Linked DNA regions of Homo sapiens: region 2 is linked to region 1. A link is a contact called in ENCODE Hi-C or POLR2A ChIA-PET data. All regions are on one chromosome and are shown on one strand. Each heading gives the region's core, a stretch centred on a gene start or an enhancer-like site at or near the end of the contact. The rest is flanking DNA. Distances are from core to core; before and after follow the strand shown. Region 1 overlaps RASAL2 (RAS protein activator like 2). Region 2 has its middle 18 kb from the start of CRYZL2P-SEC16B.

What was found. Hi-C counts contacts between places; a loop is a spot of excess contacts on that map. ChIA-PET counts read pairs that join two places held with the same protein, here RNA polymerase II (POLR2A). Pooled maps may share reads with other maps.
Region 2: a loop to region 1 is called in a map of gastrocnemius medialis, with 2.2 times the contacts of the local background. The contact joins two enhancer-like sites. A Hi-C loop is called at or near these places in 1 of 168 maps with a recorded cell type or tissue (gastrocnemius medialis) and 2 of 50 pooled maps. POLR2A ChIA-PET finds 5 or more read pairs at or near these places in 2 of 52 experiments (BJ and MCF 10A).

The regions. Positions count from the first base shown.
Region 1 is chr1:178,265,282-178,269,947 of GRCh38, forward strand. The region is part of intron 1 of RASAL2 (RAS protein activator like 2); the gene reads left to right. Among named protein-coding and RNA genes, the nearest start is that of RASAL2, 170 kb to the left of the region's middle. Within about 2 kb of position 2,456, at least 4 of the 41 ENCODE cell types and tissues checked have a DNase peak (open chromatin) inside an H3K27ac peak, as active enhancers do.
Region 2 is chr1:178,053,809-178,058,474 of GRCh38, forward strand. No RefSeq gene overlaps it. Among named protein-coding and RNA genes, the nearest start is that of CRYZL2P-SEC16B, 18 kb to the left of the region's middle. Within about 2 kb of position 2,590, at least 17 of the 41 ENCODE cell types and tissues checked have a DNase peak (open chromatin) inside an H3K27ac peak, as active enhancers do.

The DNA.
Region 1 (4,666 bases), core at 1,206-3,705:
AGAGTCTTCCTCTGTCACCCAGGCTGGTGTGCAGTAGCACGATCTTGGCTCACTGCAACCTCCGCCTCCTGGGTTCAAGCAGTTCCCCTGCCTCAGCCTCCCAAATAGCTGGAATTACAGTTTCCCTCCTTTTCAATGCCCAAATAATTAATAATAGAAAAACGTTATTATTGTATGCCAGTATGTGCAAAGTGCTTTGTTAAGCACTCAGTATGCATTATCTCATTTGAACCTCAAAAAACTCCCTAAAAGAGTAGGTATTTTTATAGTCCCTATTCATAGATGAGGAGATTGAGGTTCAATTAGGTTGAGTAATTTGTCCAGTCTTTTTCAAGTAAACTTTTTATGAAAGGATAATGTACACAAAGTACATAAATTGTATAGCTTGATGTATGGCTTGATGAATTTGCATAAAGGGGCATATCTGTGTAATTTATACCCTGCTCAAGAAACAGAACATTATTACCATCTCAGAAGCCCACTTATGTCCTGTCCCAGACACTTCACCTGCAAACAGTGACTACTAAACTGACTTTTAATACTATAGATTAGGTTTACCCAATTTTGATGTTTAAACAAAATTACACATCTTTTGTATCTTTTTTTGCTCAACGTTATATTTGTGAGAGTCAAACATATTGTTTTCTATAGTTATAGTTCTTTCATTCTCCCTGGTATATAGTATTTCATTTTATGAATTACCAAAATTTATCCATTTTACTGTTGGTTTTTATTTTGGATTGTTTCTAGCTTTTGGCAATTTTGAATAGTGCTGGCATGTATGTTCTTATACATGTCTTTTGACTAAAACATGTCCACATTTCTGTTGGGTATATATCTAGGAGTAGAATTGCTAGATATGTATACGTTCGGTTTTAGTTAATATTGTCCAACAGTTTTCAAAAGTGATTTTACCAATTTATACTCTCACCCTCAGATCCTTCAATTCCTCAACAATACTTAGTATCTTTTTCATTTTAGCCATTCTAGTGGGTATGTAGTGCTATCTCACTGTGGCCTTAATTTGCATTTCCCTGATGAGTAATGAAGTTGAGCATCTTTTTACATGTTAAATGGACATTTGGATATTCTTTTTTGTGAAGTGAGCATTCAAGTCTTTTGCCTGTATTCAGCTGGTTTGTCTGCCCTTGTTTCTTTTTTCTCATACCATTTACACTTGGTTTTACTGGACAGCCTTATTCATTTTGATACGGCTCCAATGAGTGGAGGAACACCAGGGCTCTTGTCTCACACCAAATTCGATAAGACGACATGGACACACGTGGAGTGGTTTTAAGTAGCAGAGAGTTTAATAGGCAAGAAAGAAGAGGGAAGAAAGAAGGAAGAAGCTACCCTGTACAGAGACAGAGGGAGGGGGCCTCCAAAGCTGAGAGGAGACCTCAAGTGCGGCAGAAACCAGCCAGGTATATGAAGAGGCTGGAAGAGGCAGTGTCTTATTTGCATAGGGCTCAGGGGATTGGTTTGATCAGGCATGTCATTCATGTAGCCTGTGGGAAAAAACTGGCCCTCCCACCCTAGCCTTTTAATATGCAAATGCAGAGTGCCATGAGTTTCTATACACTTGGGGAAATGGGGGGCAGCCATGTTGCCAGGCACATGTGGGGGCAAAGGCAAGAGAACAAGGGTAGGAATCGCCATGCTGGGCGGACCCAGTTTCTAATGGCTGGCATTTGTATATCAAAGGTTTCCAGCCCAGCTCTAAGAGCTGGGCTTTCCTGCTAGACAAGAAATGTTTCTGAAGCTGCTTCGAAAGAGACAAAAACTTTCCAAGGACCCCTTTTCCTCTCCTATCTGCCTAAAATAATTTCTTAACTCCTACCACATTTTTGTCAGTCTATCCATCCTTTTCTTAACAGATTACATTGACTTTCTCCATCCCTGTTCCCTTTTTCTGAAGAAAGAACTTTAGACTCTTCTAGCATTTTATTTCGGCATTTACATATCTCTCTTAATTCCAAATAATATACATACACTGTTGCTTTTTTATTCATCCATTTTAGACCTTTTTACTGATTTCCTATTATGGCGGATGAGGATTTAGCTATCACATAAAACCATTCCAACTTCCTCACTATAGTTTTTGGTGATTGGTTGGTTTGTTTTTATCAGTATTCAATGTTTGTATTATTATGCCATGCTGAGTATGGTTGAATATCATTATTATTTTTCCTTCCTTTTTTTTTTTTTGAAGTTTGTAATTGCCCTTTTTTCCTGTTTGTTTAGTTTTCTTATTACTTATTCTTCTCAGACCTTACTGTAATATTGCATTATATTTTTACTCAAGGTCGATAATACCAGGTAACGTATCAGATCTAGTGTCTTTTTTTTTTTTTTTTTGAGAGGGAGTCTTGCTCTGTCGCCCAGCTGGAATGCAGGGCTCACTGCAATCTCCACCTCCTGAATTCAAGCTATTCCCCTGCCTCAGCCTCCAGAGGATGGTCTCAATCTCCTGACCTCGTGATCACCCACCTCAGATCTAGTGTTATTTTGCTTTCTTTTCTTTTTTCTTGGAAACATTCCTCATGGAGCCCTCCTCTTCTTACCTTTAGGCCTATTTCCTGAATAGCTATCATTTTAGGAGTTTCTTTTGCTGTCATTCTTGGAATTCCTTTTGCCTTTTTCATAGGTTGTATTCCTCGTTGTGTGGATCTTCCTCTCTTTTTTTACTTACTTCCTTGCTTTGTTCAAGCATATCCTCCAGTAGTTAGTTGTTGTTTTTTGTTTTTTTTTTTAAGAGACAAGGTCTAGGCCAGGCATAGTGGTTCACACCCATAATCCTAGCAGTTGTGGAAAGGCAGGAGAATTGCCTGAGGCCAGAATTTAAGACCAGCATGGGCAATAGAGTGAGACCCTACCAAAATAAAATAAACAAATTAAAAATTAGCAGCTGGGCGCAATGGCTCCCACCTGTAATCCCAGCACTTTAGGAGGCCGAGGCGGGTGGATCACGAAGTCAAGAGATGGAGACCATCCTGGCCAACATGGTGAAACCCCATCTCTACTAAAAATACAAAAATTAGTTGGGCATGGTGGTGAGCACCTGTAGTCCCAGCTACTTGGGAGGCTGAGGCAGGAGAATTGCTTGAACCCGGGAGGCAGAGGTTGCAGTGAGCCGAGATTGCACCACTGCACTCCAGCCTGGCAACAGAGCGAGCCTCCATCTCAAAAAAAAAGAAAAAAAATTAGCTGGGTGTGGTGGTGCATGTCTGTCATCATGGCTACTTGGGAGGATTGCTTGAGCCCAGGAGTTAAAGGTCACAATGAGCTATGATCACACCACTGTACTCCAGCCTGGGCAACAAAGCAAGACCCTGTCTCTTAGAAAAAAAAGAGAGAGAGGAGGGGTATTGCTTGCTCCTTTGTCCAGGCTGAACCTGAACTCCTGGACTCAAATGACCCCCCTGCCTTAGCCTCCTGAGTAGCTAGGACGACAGGCATGCACCACGGCTCCTGGCTTCCTTCAATAGTTTTTAAAGATGGCACATAGGCAGAAAAGCATGGTATGACAGCCTTCAGCCTGCCAGTCTCTTTAACCATACTGCTGCAATCAGGACTGGTGGATAGTTATCAACCTCCTATTCTTATTCGTTGTCATGTTGAGATACTACTTGCTTCTCTCCTGTATTGGAGCACCTGTTTTTTTAAATACTGTATGCTTTTTGTTTTCTTGGTTTACTTTCTATTATGAACTGAGTGTGTCTCCCCAAAGTTATTTTATGTTGAAGCCTTCTATCTGAGTGTGCTGTATTTGGACATAGGACCTGTGAGGAAAGTGATAAAGATTAAATGAGGTAATAAGGGTGGGACCTTAATTTAATAGGGCCGTTGCCCTTATAAAGAAGGGGAGAGGCTCCAGTGATCTCTCTTCCCCATGTGAGGACACAGTGAGAAGGTGGCCATCTGTAAGCCAAGAAAGAGCCCTCATCAGGAACTAAATTGGCCAGTACCTTGATCTTGGACTTCATAACCTCCAGAACTATGTGAATATAAATTTGTGTTGTTTAACTCACACCGTCTATAATATTTTGTTAAGGCAGCCTGAGCAGACTAAGACATTCCCCCATTTTGAAGGAGGACATCTTCTTGTCAGACACGTGTGAACCAGAGCAATTCTATCCTAAGTAGGAACTGGGTACAGTGAGGCTGAAACTTACCAGGCTGCATTCCCAGATGGTTAAGGCATTCTAAGTCACAGGATGAGACAGGAGGTCAGCACAAAATACAGGTCATGAAGACCTTCCTGATAAAATAGGTTGCAGTAAAGGAGCTGGCCAAAACCTGCCAAAACCAAAATGGTGACGAGCGTGACCTCTGGTCGTCCTCACTTCTACACTCCCACCAGCGCCATGACAGTTTACAAATGCCATGACAACGTACCCTATATGGTCCACAAAGGGGAGGCATGAATAATCTACCCCTTGTTTAGCATATTATCAAGAAATAACCATAAAAATGGGCAACCAGCAGCCCTTGGGGCTGCTCTGTCTATGGAGTAGCCATTCTTTTATTCCTTTACTTTCTTAATAAACTTGCTTTCATTTTGCACTGCGGACTCGCCCTGAATTCTTTATTGCGTGAGATCCAAGAACCCTCTCTTGGGGGTCTGGATCGGGACCCTTTCCTGTAACACTCCAGTAGGGTATTT
Region 2 (4,666 bases), core at 1,340-3,839, 210 kb before region 1:
TTGAGCCCAACACAGTGTCCAGACATATAGTAGACATTCAATAAATGTAGTTTTGCCGTTTAAATGAATTCATTAGGTAAAATTAACACATGAACAAGTACATAAAAGACTTACACTTGAGTAGTAGACTTCACATCAGAGTAATTTATCACCTCGCAAGGTTCAACAAACATTTTAGTTTGTGAACAGCCCCTTAGTAAAGCGGCAGCCTTCATTTAAAATTATCAAGAGGGAGGCCGGGCGTGATGGCTTACCCCTGCAATCCCAGGACTTTGGGAGGCCGAGGCGGGCAGATCACCTGAGGCCAGAAGTTAGAGAGCAGCCTGACCAACATGGTGAAACCCCATCTCTACTAAAAATACAAAAATTAGGTGGATGTGATGGTACATGCCTGTAATCCCAGCTACTCAAGAGGCTAAGGCACAAGAATCGCTTGAACCCGGGAGGTAGAGGCTTCAGTGAGCTGAGATTGTGCTGCTGCACTCCAGCCTGGGCAACAGAGCGAGACTCTGTCTCAAAAATAAATAAATAAATAAATAATAATAATAATAATAATAAAATTTTCAAGAGGAAGGAAGAAAAGTACTGGTGGGGATTTGAAGTGGTTTTTTTTTTTTTGTCATTGATGAGCACTGTCTATTGGGTTTCTGGTCATGAATTGGCCCTTTTTATGAATGAGAAAGTGATGCAGTTGTTACCGTATTTATCTTTACAGTGAGTTTGTTAACAGAACATAAATACAGACACATGAAAGTGAATTCTCTCTGTTGCCTATGCTTGAACCAGTTGTCCAGCAATCCTTCCCTCTGTATGGTACAAAGAATGCCTCACTCTCTATGATTCCAGGGACTTCTAGAGATGATATACTTTAAAAGTCTGACATAGTGGTGGCCGTGGATGGTTTGCTTGATAAAAGCCAGGCACCTCCCCACCCTTGTTGCCAGGAAGGGTACAAAATGAGGAAAGTAGCGCTCTTCATTAGTGCTTTATTGGATTGGAGATAGGTATCAAAAGAGGGTGACACAATCCTCCCTAAAACATTCGCTCAGTGTTTCCATCCATTTTTTGCTGCTCAATATTCTTGTGTGTACTGGATTCATACCAGAGATGTAGACACTGTTTCTTCCCTCTCTCTCTCTCTCCTCTCTCTGTCTTTCTCATCCAAATCCATCCTTGAGTAGTAAGCAAGAAGTCAGTGATCCATCCCTAGGAGCAGAAGAATGGGCGTGGGTGTTCTCAGATTATGTATCTGGAGAGTTTTTTTCTGATGAGCATCACCTAGTCAGTACTTCACAAAGTGTGATCTGAGGACTGTGTGCATCAGATCCCTGAAGATGCTGATTGAAGGGCTTGATCTCCCTGCTGGCTTGGCATTCTGGGAAGGAGCACTGACATCTACAGTTTTGTCAGGCTCCCCGGATGATCCTGCTTCCTGCCGAGGTTGGAGGGCCTCTGGCCCTGACTTCTGACCTGGTGGCGCCTTGGCTCACTAGAGGGCACCATGGAACAATGTTTTTTCTGGCTGCGGGCTTCCTGTTCCTGCCAACCCACCAGGGATGCGGTGCCCACATAGTTCTGGGCTACAGCTTCCAAGCCCATCCTGGAACCACAGTTTCCTTTAAGAAACTTAGTGCAGTTGCCACATCACCAAACAGATCTAGTATTCATTTCCACAATGGCACTATAATAAATTCAATTTCTAAAGAAAAATTAGAGTTTAAGTTATCTCGTGTGTATTCATTAAACACAAATTGTGTACTGCAAAAGCATTAGGTATCAACAGGATTAATAAAAGAAAACATCCTTCCTACTATCAAGAAAAACCTGGAAAAGATAAGACAAAATTGTAAAATCATTTAAAAGCAATTATAATTAATAGTAATTTTCAAATGAACAGTAAAAAAAATTTTTTTTAAATTACAAAATCTGACGCAGACGTTTGCCAGTAAATGTACACACAGGGAGTGGCCCCTAAGCTGACTCGGATGACTGCAAACCAGGATTCCTGAGAAGGCATCGTGGAAAAGGTGGGATGAGAGAGGGCCTTGGAATAAAGTGAAAGGGAGAAGAGGAGGTCAGGGCAGCCTAATTACAACACATGTCTAATTCAGGGCCCTTCCTGTGTCTTAGCAGTGACTTAACTAAAATAAACATGTCGAATGTAAATCTGGGAAGTACCACTGGGCTTTCAATTGTCATATTGCACAGTAGCCATTTATTCAACAAATACTTGCAGAGCACTACTGTGTGCCAGCTACTGGGAGTACAACACTGGACAAGGCAAACGCTTAGTGCTGCCCTCATGTGTTTACAGTTCAGTTGGAGAGACAGGCCAGCAAGCACAATGATTCCAGAGCAGTGTGTTACGTGGTAGGTAAAGCAGGAGGTTTGTGGGTGTTCACAGGAGAGAAGCCTAATCCAGAGCCAGGGTGGTAACAGAAGGCTTCCCTGGGGTAGAAATGTCCAATGAAAGGAAGGATGAGTTAGGAGCAGAGGGAGAAAGAGCATGTTTGAAGGCTGGGGGAGAGAAGAAACAGTATATTTGAGGAACTGAAAGAAAGGCAGTAGGGCTGGCCCCGTGGTAGTGGGGGTGTGCTGAACAGCATGGAGAGCTCGCGGTAGACTGGGGCCAGCTCATGAAGAGTCTTGTAAATCATAACTGGGCTACCTAGACATCATCCTCCGGTCACTGGGGAACCACTGAAGGGTTAAGAGCAGGGGAATGGTGGTTCCCTAATAAGATCTGCATTTTAGGAGGACCTGTCTATGCCAGGGTCAGTGCTACCTTGGAGTAGTAATAAACAAGCAAAGCCATAGGAATCAGTCTCTCTTTAACTGGACCTTTCCGGTTTCCTTCCTCCATCTCCATTTACCAGCTTCCCTTGAAATCCTTTCAAACTGAGGTCTGTTTTTAAGGTCTGCTTCCCATGCTGGATGGCAGAGGAAACAGGAATAGCTTAAAAATGTGACTATCACAAGCTGGACTGCCCTTCTCTGTGTCCCTTACAGTCCTTGAAAAGGGCCATCTCTAGTAAAGTGCAGAAGGAGGAAGAGCCACACTGGATTGAGAGGAAGAGTGGTGGTCCAAACCCCAGTTCCCAGGTTGGACACCCTTAGCACTTACCATCATTTAAAGGCAGTGCCTATTGAATGTTCCCAACACAAAGAAGTGATAAATATTTGAGATGATGGAGATGCTAATTATCCTGATCTGATCACTATACATTATATGTATTGCAGCATTCCTATGTATCCTATAAACATACACAATTATTATGTGTCCATTTAAAAAATTAATTAAATAAAGGCAATGCAGAGGGGGAAACTACAGACAAATGTATGGATCAGTGTACAAAATTAATGTGGAACGTACGAAGAGGGGCTTTATCTTCCTAGGTAACTGCTGTTTTATTACTGCTATGACTGACTTACAGCTTTCACTTTGCTCACACATCAAAATGTAAAACTCTTAATCAGGCCTCTCGTCCTTATCTACATGTTAGCTGAGAAGCAGGTGATGGCAGTAAACTTTAATGACCAGAGGAAGTGTAATACTAATGCAGCCGTTTAAACCTCCCAATTTAATTAAAGTCTAGTTCCGCGCTTGCTGCTTGCCTGGAGAATAGTCAAAGGAGCACTTTTTTTTTTAAACCACTAACTCCACCCTCAGGCCAATCCCAAAGCAGCCTGCACTATATCCTCATTTCCTAAAATGGAAGCCGAATGTATGGAGAACAGGCCTTGGAGGGACACAGGTTCCTCAATTCCGGCCTCTGTGACAGGGAGGTCTCCCGCCCAGTTTCCTTTCCTTCAGAGTGAGGAAGAGTCTGTGTGCAGGGGCTGGAGCCTCTGGACACAAAAATAGAATATTCGAGCGTTTGGATTTTCCTTTCCTGACAGTGAACTTACTCAGGAAGAGGCATTTAAGCAAGATTTTTTTTCCTCTGTTTTTCAAAAAACACGTTTAATGGGAGGAACAAAACTGTTGAGAGAAGATTTTTCAGCCCCATCTTCTTTGGCCCCAAACAGGCCAAGGTGAGGCAGTCTTTTTCTTCCTTAATTGCCCTTTTTGCTTGCAATCACATTGCCCCCCCCACATGCCTCCCCCCAGCATGCTTCTAGACGCCTTTGCAAGGCCCCCCACCAAGTCTTCAAAGCACCACCATGTCTTTGATTGTTGGGCTCATAACTGAGACTTCCCACACAGTGGTATGAAGCGACATATGATTCAAGCATCCTCATTCCAGAAATATTATTAGTCTCAGGAAAAAAAAAATAGGGGCCTGCTCTGTGTCTGTCACCTGAAATAAACTCCCTGTTCCTCTCCTACTGCTTCTCAGATACTCAATTCTAAAGATTATTCCAGCTTATTTTGCCACCCCCAAGGTTTCTAACCCCAGCCCCCCAGCTAGTGACTGAAGGAGAGAGAGGAGGAAAGGGGCCCTCTGAAGTTGGCCACCTCAGGGTATATGAAGCACGTGCTTGTCACGTGGAGAAAAAATGTGCTGGGCTAACCTCTGAGACTCCCTAGAGAATCCAGAGTTTGTGTCTCTTTGCAGAGCTCAGAACAGCCTGTATGTTCTCCTCTCCCTGTTGTGCGCCTGGCGCTTCCCCAGTGAGATATCTCCTGCAAAAGCTTTTCCTGTAAGGGGTGGGGAGCTTTTGT